Linked DNA regions of Homo sapiens: region 2 is linked to region 1. The links are chromatin loops, found by intact Hi-C in ENCODE. Cell type or tissue: PC-9. All regions are shown on one strand. Links, peaks and the distances in the headings refer to the core of each region. The heading gives the core; the rest is flanking DNA. Region 1 has its middle 170 kb from the start of GZMB. Region 2 overlaps LOC112268135 (a long non-coding RNA gene).

What was found. Hi-C counts contacts between places; a loop is a spot of excess contacts. Peaks named below come from ENCODE experiments on the same cell type or tissue, not always from the same donor. Only the 100,000 strongest peaks of a DNase experiment are listed, where the experiment ranks them.
Region 2: it touches region 1 in a loop (12-fold over the local background); 6 of 110 quality-filtered maps call a loop at or near these places.

The regions. Positions count from the first base shown.
Region 1 is chr14:24,803,512-24,808,895 of GRCh38, reverse strand. No RefSeq gene overlaps it. Among named protein-coding and RNA genes, the nearest start is that of GZMB, 170 kb to the right of the region's middle. In PC-9, for the core only: a CTCF peak has its summit at 2,478 (motif pointing left); no DNase peak of the experiment used is centred there.
Region 2 is chr14:25,398,377-25,403,760 of GRCh38, reverse strand. All of the region lies in intron 2 of LOC112268135 (a long non-coding RNA gene), which reads right to left. Among named protein-coding and RNA genes, the nearest start is that of LINC02286, 240 kb to the right of the region's middle. In PC-9, for the core only: a CTCF peak has its summit at 2,951 (motif pointing right); no DNase peak of the experiment used is centred there.

The DNA.
Region 1 (5,384 bases), core at 178-5,177:
TCAAATTTTATGGGAGGATTAATATAAAAAAGCAGTGGTGCCTTTCTCCTGCATCAATGAGAACATGCTTAGGAAAAACGATTGACTTATCATAATCATCTGCCTAAACAAGCAGATTGGGGCAGATGTGGGGGAACAGAAGGGGAGGCATGGTGGAAAACACCCGAAATAAATTTCAAGATGCAAATGTCTGAGTATTGTTTTCTGTTGCCACCCATTCTGTGTGCCTTTCATAGGCTAACTTGTGTGGTAGCCGGATGTACGTATGCATGTTCACATAAGCACGCTCGGCAGGCATGGAGAAGAGAGCTGTGCGCTGCTCCTGCATAGCCCCCTGAGTCACTTTATGCCAACTTCCTGCCTATCTTGGCATGGGTGGGCAGGGGACAGTACTTCCTAGTGCCAGTGAAATTGTGGCAGTGCCACAGGTGGACCATTATCAGAGCATGAAGATAAGCAAAGATGTAAGAGACATGGAAAAAGGACACATCCCACCCACAAGGCAAGTCTCATGTTCTCTAAATGTGAATGCGCTAACTAACAGTCCTCTTTAACAAGATGGTGCAAAGGACGGGTTTTCTTGTGGTTTGCTTTCTTAAAATCTAGAAAATACATCTAAAATGGTTTTGTGTAACCAAGCCAAGCTGATGCTAAATTTGCCTTCATTTATACCTTCGCCCCAACCTTTTGAACAGTCTTCTTTCTCCTGTCCATGTCCTTCTCCTTGCTTCCTGGCCCTTCTTAAATCCTGCTTTAGCTCTCCCTAAGGCATTACCCATAAATAAAGTGTTGGTTTACAGTGGCTTCTTAGAGCAGTTCCTCCACCCTGGCTGCCTGCCACAACCAATTGGGGAGTTTTTAGAAATATACATTTACTCCCAAACTTGCCATTTTGATGTCCTTGGTCATGTTGTGTTTTCTAAAGAAAAAAAAAAAATTCCAGCAGGTCTGGGATGACCGGGCACCTGGCTTCCCCAGATATTTACTAGATTTTAAACCAGCAAATTAAAGCTGTCGAGGGCCAGGCTCATGCACGTAATCCCAGCACTTTGAGAGGCTGAGGTGGACAGAACACTTGAGTCCAAGAGTTCGAGACCAGCTTGGGCAACATGGTGAAACCCCATCTCTACAAAAAATAGCCAAGCCTGGTGGTGCACACCTGTAGTCCCAGCTACTGAGGAGGCTGAGGTGGGAGGATCACTTGAGCCTGGGATGTTGAGGCTGCAGTGAGCCGTGATTGTGCCACTACACTCCAGCCTGGGTGACAGAGCAAGATCTTGTCTCAAAAAAAAAAGCTGTCAAGAAAATTAAATATAATGTGCATTTAAGCTCTATTACTACTATAGTGTAACCTGCCTTAACCCCCATTTTATTTTCTCCCTTGAGCCTCATCTGGAACCTTCCTTGAGCCTCATCTGGAACCTTCCTTGAGCCTCATCTGGAATTCTCCCTTGAGCCTCATCTGGAATTCTCCCTTGAGCCTCATCTGGAATCCTCATCAGGATTTCCAGAGTTGTACTTTCACTTCCCATCTCTCTCCCTCCCCTAAAGTTTTCTGCTACATTTTCTTCTTTCTGCTCATAAGTCATGACCCTGGGCATAACAGTGTCTGCTCCCGTGGTCCATCTCACTGGCCACTGATGGACATAGTTCGATGAGGCAAAGCTGCCTTGCCTCCTTCAGCACACAGGGACTAATGGACAGACCTACGTGATGCTGAGTTGTTTGCCGATGTGTATTATTATTGCTCTCACATTTTGTCTGTTAGACGTTTTAAATGCTACTGATTTTCTCAGAAAAAGTGAAGATATTTTTGTACATTATTTTCCTGTCTTTTGCATACTCAGCCAACCCAAGGATGCCTGTTTCTATGGCTCCCGGCCTCATCACACATCCAGACTTATATGTGTCAAGAGCTGGACAGGAATTTCTAGCCCTGCAAGTCCCAGGTGTCACTTGTCAACCTTAGATATGGAGCCTTTGTCCCACAACATTGTATCACAATTGCTTTGCCACTTTGTCAGATGACATGGAAAGAAGAAAAATGAGCCCTTGGGTTCTCTGAGCTTAACCCTGCGATTTAAAACATGGCTTGGATGATCCATAGTATCTGAAGAAAATCCCTTAATTGTAACACTGCATCCTTAGTGATTGAAGCCTCAAGCGTTCTGTTAGCTTTCCTTAAAACAATTCCTTTGTTTTACTGCCCCAGGAAGGTAAATCCGGTTTCTACTATTAAACATGTCATTTTATTCATAGTACAGTGGCTTCTTTCAGGGGATGTTTTGTGTTTTTAGACCTGGAGATACAGTGACTAATACTGGCAAACACATTTACATTGGTCCGAAACTTTCCAATACTGAAGGAGCCTTGGCATTTGAACAGAAGGAAAATAAGAATGTATGAATTGTGCCCTACCTGGCACCTCCTGGAGTGGAAAAATAAAACACAGCTCCTTTTAACAGGCATGGACGAGGACAGGGAGCCCCCTTGCGGTGATTTCCTGGAGGCAGCATTGCATTGTATTTAGGATGAAGACCTAGGTTCACCTGCCCTGCTGTGAAATCCAGCTCCAATTTTACCACGTGTGAGGCCTTGAGAACGTTACTGACTCTCTCTGTGCCTGTTTTCTTTCAAATGGGGGTGATCATTGTAAGGACTGATGAAATAATGAATGTAAAACCTTTAGCCCCGTGCCTGCCACATAAGGGCTCCATGTATGTCAGCTTGGCAGTGGGCTACTTCCCTGTAACGGACCCAGAACAAAGCAGTAAACTTTACAGGCCTGGATGCCTGCCGCACTGTGCTGCTGGCTGGTAGAACAGACAAACCCTCCTTAAATTCACGTAAGCACAGGGCACACGGGGCAGACATTATTGTACCGAGATGCACTCATTTTTATGGCCCAGGGATGAAGACCCCTTGACATTCCATAGATACCAGCTCTGGGATAAAGGAGAGACTCCTGGACTACAGGCGCCCAGTGTTGGGCACTTTCTGGAAAAAATTCCAAAAAGGCTAAATTCGCAAAAGAGAGAAGTGAGACAAATTGGCCTCCATGTCTGTCATCAACTATGGGGATGGAAATGAATGGTTTTATGATCTGGGAGATGATGTGACATGTCCTTTGGACAATAATTCATACTCCCCTTGAAAAACAATGTTTAAGGTTGTTATACAGATATATTGGTGTGATTCCAAAGATGCTGGGAAGGCCTTTCTCAAAAATAAGCCACTCCCAAATGACTTAAGTTGACAGTAATTTAAAGAGAACCATTTACTCCACAAACTGAACCTGGGTCTAGAATGAAAATAGCTCTAAGAGAAAAAAGGAAGTAACTAACATCTCACTAATGTGTAAATTTGTAATAACGTACCTTTTCTGGAAGCATCTTGAGGCGTTCAGCTAAAAGGAAGGTCTCAGAAATACTATGTTGTCAGCATACCATGTTCTCCCATATTTGCCATGATGCTATTAATGACCAACATTATTATTAGGTCATTTGTAAAGGACAGTCCAAGCAAGGGGGATCATGCTACTTATAACAGTGGAGCTGCCCCAACCAAAATCTCAAACTCTACTCCTCTATATATTGCACTGTGCATTACGCTCCTGCCTGGCCTCAAGTGATCCTCCTGCTTCCCATCCCAAAGTGCTGGGATTATAGGCATGAGCCATTGCAGCCAGTTTGCAAATTTCTTTTTGTAAAAGTAAATTAGCTAGGATCCTTTCTAGCAGAGAGCCTCCTGGCTTTGTCACTAGCTTTGTGTTCTTAAGCAAATGATACAGTTTAATCTGTATTTGGATCTTTGTGTTGCACAGGAAAATCGTCCCCACCCTGCCTGCCTCAGAGGCCTGGTGAGTGAAGTGGGTTGTGGAATGTGAAAGAGCTCTGGGAAGTCCAAAGTGCTGAGGAGGTGTGTATTACTCACTAAAACCTGCATCTTTCACTGGTCCCACTCAACATTTAGAGGATTCCCTTATCTACCACCACCCCTTCCCCTACAAGCTCATCCCTGAAGTACTAGATGGTATCATAACTTCCTTCTCCCCCTCAAAGGAAAAAACCTCATGACACTTGGACTCTATTTGCCAGCATGGGAAGTAGAACAAAGGCAATAGTAGAAGACAGTTCCAACCTGCTCGGGGAAAGAGACAGCTGGACTGGAGACCACCCCGGGGAGGGGGAGATTCAGAGCATTCCAGGGGTTGAGGGAGAGTGTGGTGCCAGACTGTCAGCCTGTACACAGTCCACCCCAGGGCCACTGACAACTCTTCAGAGTCTGACATACTGTTGGAGAAACTGATCTCTACCCACTTGGGAACAGTTATCAAAAACAACAAAATTTTAGAAAGCAGCCAGGGAGAGTGGACATCCTCTCCCCCAGCATGGGGACTGAAGTGAGGCACACTCAGGTCCTTACATCTGGTCACCTAATGTAAGAGTCACATAGAGGGGCCACAGCAATGGCCAAAGTTTTGGGAATTCACTGGGTAAAAGTGGAAGTAATGGTGACTCAGTTATCCCAGGGAGACAGGATACGCATGGAAAGATGCGATCCAAGGCCATCCTTTCAGGTAAAACTCGGCTCACCTCAACACCACTCCCTGAGAGCAGCACTGTCATCCTGACTAGGGAAGACCCAGCTGCCAGCTCTCTGCTGCCCTGTGGGGTTGCCCAGCCTGGCCTCACTTTCCCTGTGGAAACAGCAGAAGGAAGGACGGGAAGAAGGCGTAACTGTCTCCCCTCAGTCTAATGCTGAGCTGGTCTAAGCCGTCTACTTCATGTTTCTGCCCTCTGGCTCCCCCATGACCCTCCATGGTGGCTGAGCCACCCTCCCTACGTAAGGTTGCCCTTGTGCACCTACCACCCGCCCAATCTGCTGGATGTGGACACCACAGGTGGAAGGAGTGCGAACCAGTGGCCCCCCGCCCCAGCCAGGCTTCCTGCAGTTCCCTGTCCTGCTTCTCTCTTTGTTCAATTCCTCTCTGCTGAGGTGGGATGAGGGGAAGGAAGGCAGAAAGAGGCTGAGGTTTCCACATGAGGGGTAGATGGGAGCTCTAACGAACATTATCCTTACAAAGCATGAGCGGCAGGAAAGGGGAAGGAGGAGAAAGTGCTGAATCTACTTTGGAAGCCATTCAAACCCATCCAACAGTCTGTCAACAGATGACGGCTTCTAGCGCTTCCCACAGACCTTAATTCCATAAGCAAACCCACAAGAGACGTTGGCCTAAATTTTCATTCATTGATTGATTGATTTATTTATTTATTTATTTATTTATTTATTTGAGACAGAGTCTTACTCTTTTACCCAGGCTGGAGTGCAACGGCGCAATCTCAGCTCACTGCAACCTCTGCTTCCCGGGTTCAAGCGATTAT
Region 2 (5,384 bases), core at 119-5,118, 590 kb before region 1:
ACCCTATTGCCAGGATTTCTTCCCACCAAGCCCATTAGTTTGTTCAATCGTGTCTACAGATCTTAGTGCATCCCTAAAATCTAAGCATCAGATTTCAGTTACATTGCCTTTGATGTTTGAAGCACAGAGTTAGGACATCATTGGGATGCTGGTACCATAAGTACAGAATACAACATGTTAAGAACATTAAGATAAAAACTATCCACAGGATTTTAGAGACTGAAGCTCTCTATTCTCATTAGAAAGTAAGAATGTGCTTTTGAAAGTGAATGCTGCCACAGACACGTGTGGCCTAAAGATCTGCTTGAAAGAGAAAAGGACGAGCATCTCTTCCCATCTATAGCTCGCTATGGCTGCTGAGCAAACCTGCATAGTGGAGATGTTCCAAGCCACCTAGCTCTACCTTGGGGGCTCCAAACAGCTCCACTTGCCATTGTCGGGCTCACATTTGTGACTCTACCAATGAAGCTCAGGCAAGGTGAAGTCTTAACTTGATTTTACCTTCCCAAGGAGAAAGGAAATGAAGCCATTCAAGGTTTGCTCACACCTGTGATCTCAGCCGTACAGCAAGAGAAAGAAAAGGCCTTGCAAGTAGACAAGGCTGATTGGACTTTTAGCTCTGCCACTCACTAATTTTTTAAAATCTCTAAAGTGGAAAAATAGTATCTGTAGATTATAGTGATTAAATTAAAAATGTAATCTTTCCAATTGCTCCATGAAATATGGGCAATTCTATCCTAGTAATCAGTTGCATTTATCACTTAAAGATGAATTTACCTTATTTTTATAAGATTGCTTTGGGATATGGTTGTGGGAATAAAAAGCAAATTCCTCTGCCATTTTGGGTTTATTCTTTATTTCTAAAGGAAGGAAAGAATAAAAAAGAAAGCATACAAATATCAGAGACTTGCAGCCCTATATCCTGGACTGACAGTGCTATTATTCTCTCCTCTGAAACTTTTTCCAGCTCCACTTCTAAACTTGAAGTAAATAGACAGGCCAATGGCCAAGCTGTGGCAGTACCCCTTTCTACTGATTGCACACACCCATTTAACACTTGCTGCACAAAGCTGACACCAAGGAATTTACTCCAGTGTTTCAATTATTTGAAACTCTAGATTCCCAAAATATCTAAGTAACTATTGTTTTGCTTCTTGCTTTTCTTTTCTCCACTCCTCCATGAATCGGGTTATATTGATCAGCAAGCAAAGAAATACATTCATGTATTTATTCAATGAATTAGAAATGCCAAGAGTTCTTCTGGGAGCACTGAAAAACTCTGCGTTTTTGCCTACGCAATGCAATAGTCAGGGTGACAAAAGAATTATAACTTAGATTTGGACACACATTCCAGTCTTCTTAAACTTTTATCCATAACATATTTTGGAGTAGAAAACATTATTTGATAGGGAAGATAGCCTTTTTAATGGGGAAAAATAAAGGGGAAATGAACCCCCATCAGACAATTCTACTCTTCTGCCTAGCTGAAAGTGGTTAAAAATAAATAAAATTTCTTTATTTTCTAATTAACAGCCATAGAGCTGGTCTCGGGAAACTATGCATTAGTAGTCAATAAAAGGGAAAAGGTCCAACATCACCATGCAAAGATGGTAATTAAAAACAGGAGGAAGAAATGCCTGTTATAAATTACACTACACTTGAGGCTATAAAAATCCTCTTTTTAATTAACTGCAAGAAGGAGGCAAACAAACTGAGCTTTTACCATTGGTGACTGAAGTTTGGAGACAAATGATACAATCATTTTTTAACGTGTCATTGGTAAGCCAAATACCAGTAATCACCATCTCGAGGGGTGTGGATCATCCTGAACAAATTTCAAAAAGATTATCATTGAAAATTGTGGAGTCTTCACTGCTTCACTCTAGCTCACCTATCACAGCAGAATCCAGAAATATCTACCGTAAGAACCAGACTTTTCCCAAAGAACAAAGGCATTTGTCCAAACTTCCTATGTGAAAGTCACAACAGAAACATCCAATACTGCAGATATTTAATTGAAACACACCTGCCTGTTTTCTCTGTTGCAGAGAAAGCCATTCATTTTAGAAGTAGTTTGTTAGTCAAGGACTCTAGACTTCAGGGTCTACTGCCAACTTCATTTGTGTTTCTTTCGCGGGGAATGGGGGTTAATTTTTACCTTGGCCACTATTTCACGTGTTGTTAACCATCATATTATCAGAATAATGGTGAAGTCATTATTGATGTATTATTTGGTTTCGTAGGAAAATCCTGCCACATATCTATAGCATGATAATGGTGACATGTGTGACTTCGAACCTCTTTCTGGTCTCTTATCCAAATCTGTGGTTTACTGTGGTCCTGAAGATTGTAAAGCAAACATCAGCACTAGGTTGGGAATTATTTTAATACTATTAAGTAGTATGATTCAGTATGGGGGAAAGAAACTAATCCTCAGGAAGATTAAGGAGCCTGGCTTAACAATTAGTCAAATTAAATGTGTCAAAGTAGAATGAGAGATGGCATTGCACCTCCCATGTTGCTCTTTATTTTCCAGTTTCTCCTCTTAGAGCTTTAAAAAAACGACGATGTAATCACCTGACCAACTTACTTTTCCTAACAAAGGAAAAATAATATGATTTCTAAGCATTTTATTTCTGTTATAGAAAAAAAAACTTTAAAATATAAAGACTAAAGGCAAACTACCGTACTATAAAAGCTGTCAAGTGACTAGATGCATCCCTGGAAAGATGGAGAAAGGGCATTATTTAGGAACGAAGTAAGGACCAAGCCCTCACTTTGTGTCAACACAATTTAGTCCTTATAATATCTGAGTCTATTGCCATATGGCAGCGCGTACTTCTCCCTTTCGCTCATTATCAATCTTCAGCGCCACAGTTATAGAGCAACACAGCTGAAGGTCACATTGAAGGATGATTCTTGAGAATAAGGTGGAGTTCTAGGCAGCGCCTCTAGATGGCACTCTTTCTTATCAGTAGTCAACGCGAAGTTTCATTTCCTATCTTCACAACAATCAAATGACTAAAATTGGTCCTCTTATAATTTGATATAATTGTCCTATGCCATCTTAATAGAAATCTGGATGCTTACATAACACATCAGTCAAAGTTCACCAACGGCAAATTGTGGTCTTGATTTAAGGAAAAAAAAAATCATATATCACCAGAATACTTCATTTTCTGCTGCTGTCCCGATTGAACCCTGCATAGCCAGCATTCTACCATGTGGAAGTGATCCTTTCAGACCTATTCAGTTCTTACAGCTCACGTCAACCCTACCTCCCATGTCACTAAAGTAATAAAAGAAGAGGGAAATCAGCATATCTAGTACCCAGACAGGTTACCTCCTTAAATTTCGTACCACTCAACAAGAGCTAAGTGAGGGTGAAAGTCACCGTATCTGTGGCTAGAAGCAGAAGAAACTGGAGTCAAGTGAAAAGTAGCTGAACTTCTCACCTACAAGACTATCTCTGTAGCTAATGGATTGGTGACCTCAACAATAACACTAGTCTCCCTGCGTCACTGATGGCACCAGGGATGCTTCTGTGAAGCTTAGAACTAACCTTAAAGTTGTTGCGGCACCCTTCACCCCCCTCCCAGACACAGTAGTTCCTGGATGAATGAGAAATGTCCCCTCATGTCCTTTAAATACTGCTGCCTCTCCCCCATAAACACACACAGTTCTCGGGAAACAAGGAATACCTTGTTCATGCTTTGAAGAGGGACACACTTAAGCACTAGTGGCATGGGCACACTTACGATGAGTATGGTAACCAGTAACGAGGAAATGTAGAAGTCTTGAGTGTTGGTTGTAGAGCAGAAAACTGAGGAAGGTTGATGAAATTTCTACCTTTTATGCTTCAAATGAATTTAGTGAACACACTTTAAAATGCCTTAGGGGTCTCCAAGAATTCATAGTTCCGTAGTAACTATAGGTATTTCAGAGAATGACAAAGTAAAAACTTGTGCTCCCCTCAAATTTATTTTATTTCACTTTATCTCATTTTACCTCCTGATCCTAAATGTAGGCATTCTATTTTTCAAATCTGGACTTAACCATGAGGTTTGCAGATAGATCTCCACATGAATAGAGGGCTTTAAAAAATTCAATACAGGTGGACTTTTAAGATTCTTAAGAAAATACACAGGTGACCTCTCAATAACCCTTTGTCCTCAAAGCAAAGACCCTTGTGCTTCTTTGCAATTAAAAATTCTTATAAACATTCACTCCTCACTGAGTTATTTTTCTAGTAGCTTATCTTGTCAAGACATTACACAGTAAAGGTCATAGGTGCCATACATAAAAATTTAGTTATATAAGGAGCATTAAATAATTTAAATGGACTGTTTAACTTACCCTGGAAGTTTTCCACAAAGCCGAAGGTTTTATTTAGTTGTTTAGTCCATCTATAATTCCATTTTTACTCAGAAAACTCATCCTTAGGACTCAGGAGTGGGGGAAAAAAAACTATAGCTGTAGATTTACTCAGAAACATTTTAAGCTTGCCATTTTCCCAAATATTGCTCAAATGTTTAGAGCTCCATAAAACTCAAGCCACATTGGATGAATTCTTTAAACACCACCAAATGTAGTTTTCTAAGAAGAAAGCTGCCAATTTTTTAAGACACAAGATTTGAGCCTCCAGATGGCCCTTTTCGGAAGGGGTGAGTACTAATTGGGTTTGCATGTCCTCGTTTGACTCTTTAGTCAGCAAGATATTGTTGGGCATCCCTTTCTAGAGAAGAGACTAGGAAACCAAAGTTCACCAAAGGCCCAGTTGAAGAGTAGAGAGATAAAGCAGTTCACTATGTGATATTGTTCTATGGGAATTTGGAACTCTCTGTTAACCCATTTATTTTCAAACAAGCTTATTCTTGTCTGACAAAATGCCTAAAAATCAACCTCTAGAAGATTTTTTTCTTTTGGCACGAAAGACTTATTTTTCTAGTTCCCCTAGGAAAGGTACAACAGTCAGGGTTTATTAGCAGTACTTGCATTCCCTTAACTGCTTTGGATGAAGTGTCAAGGAAGGAAGCAGAAATTCAGAGAGGTATTGAGGTTTGTGTATGGTTACTCAGCTTATAGGTGGCTAATCCTTGCAGTGCTGAGTGAACTTTCAGAATGAGCCAGGAAACTAGCTTTGACTATATTTCTCTTTTTTGGGGGGGGCTCTGCAAGCAGGCAGGCACATAGTATAAAAAGCTATTCATATTTGCTTCAGAACAGAATCTCCAGGAAAGAGGCAGAGAGGAAAAACATCTCTCTGTGCTTAGAGCAAAAAAAAAGTGGGCTTTTATGTCAGGAACCCTCCATTCAAACCCATGAAGAAAAGCCCAAGGTCAAGTCACTTTGGAAATCTTCTTAGTATATATCCCTCTGGAAGA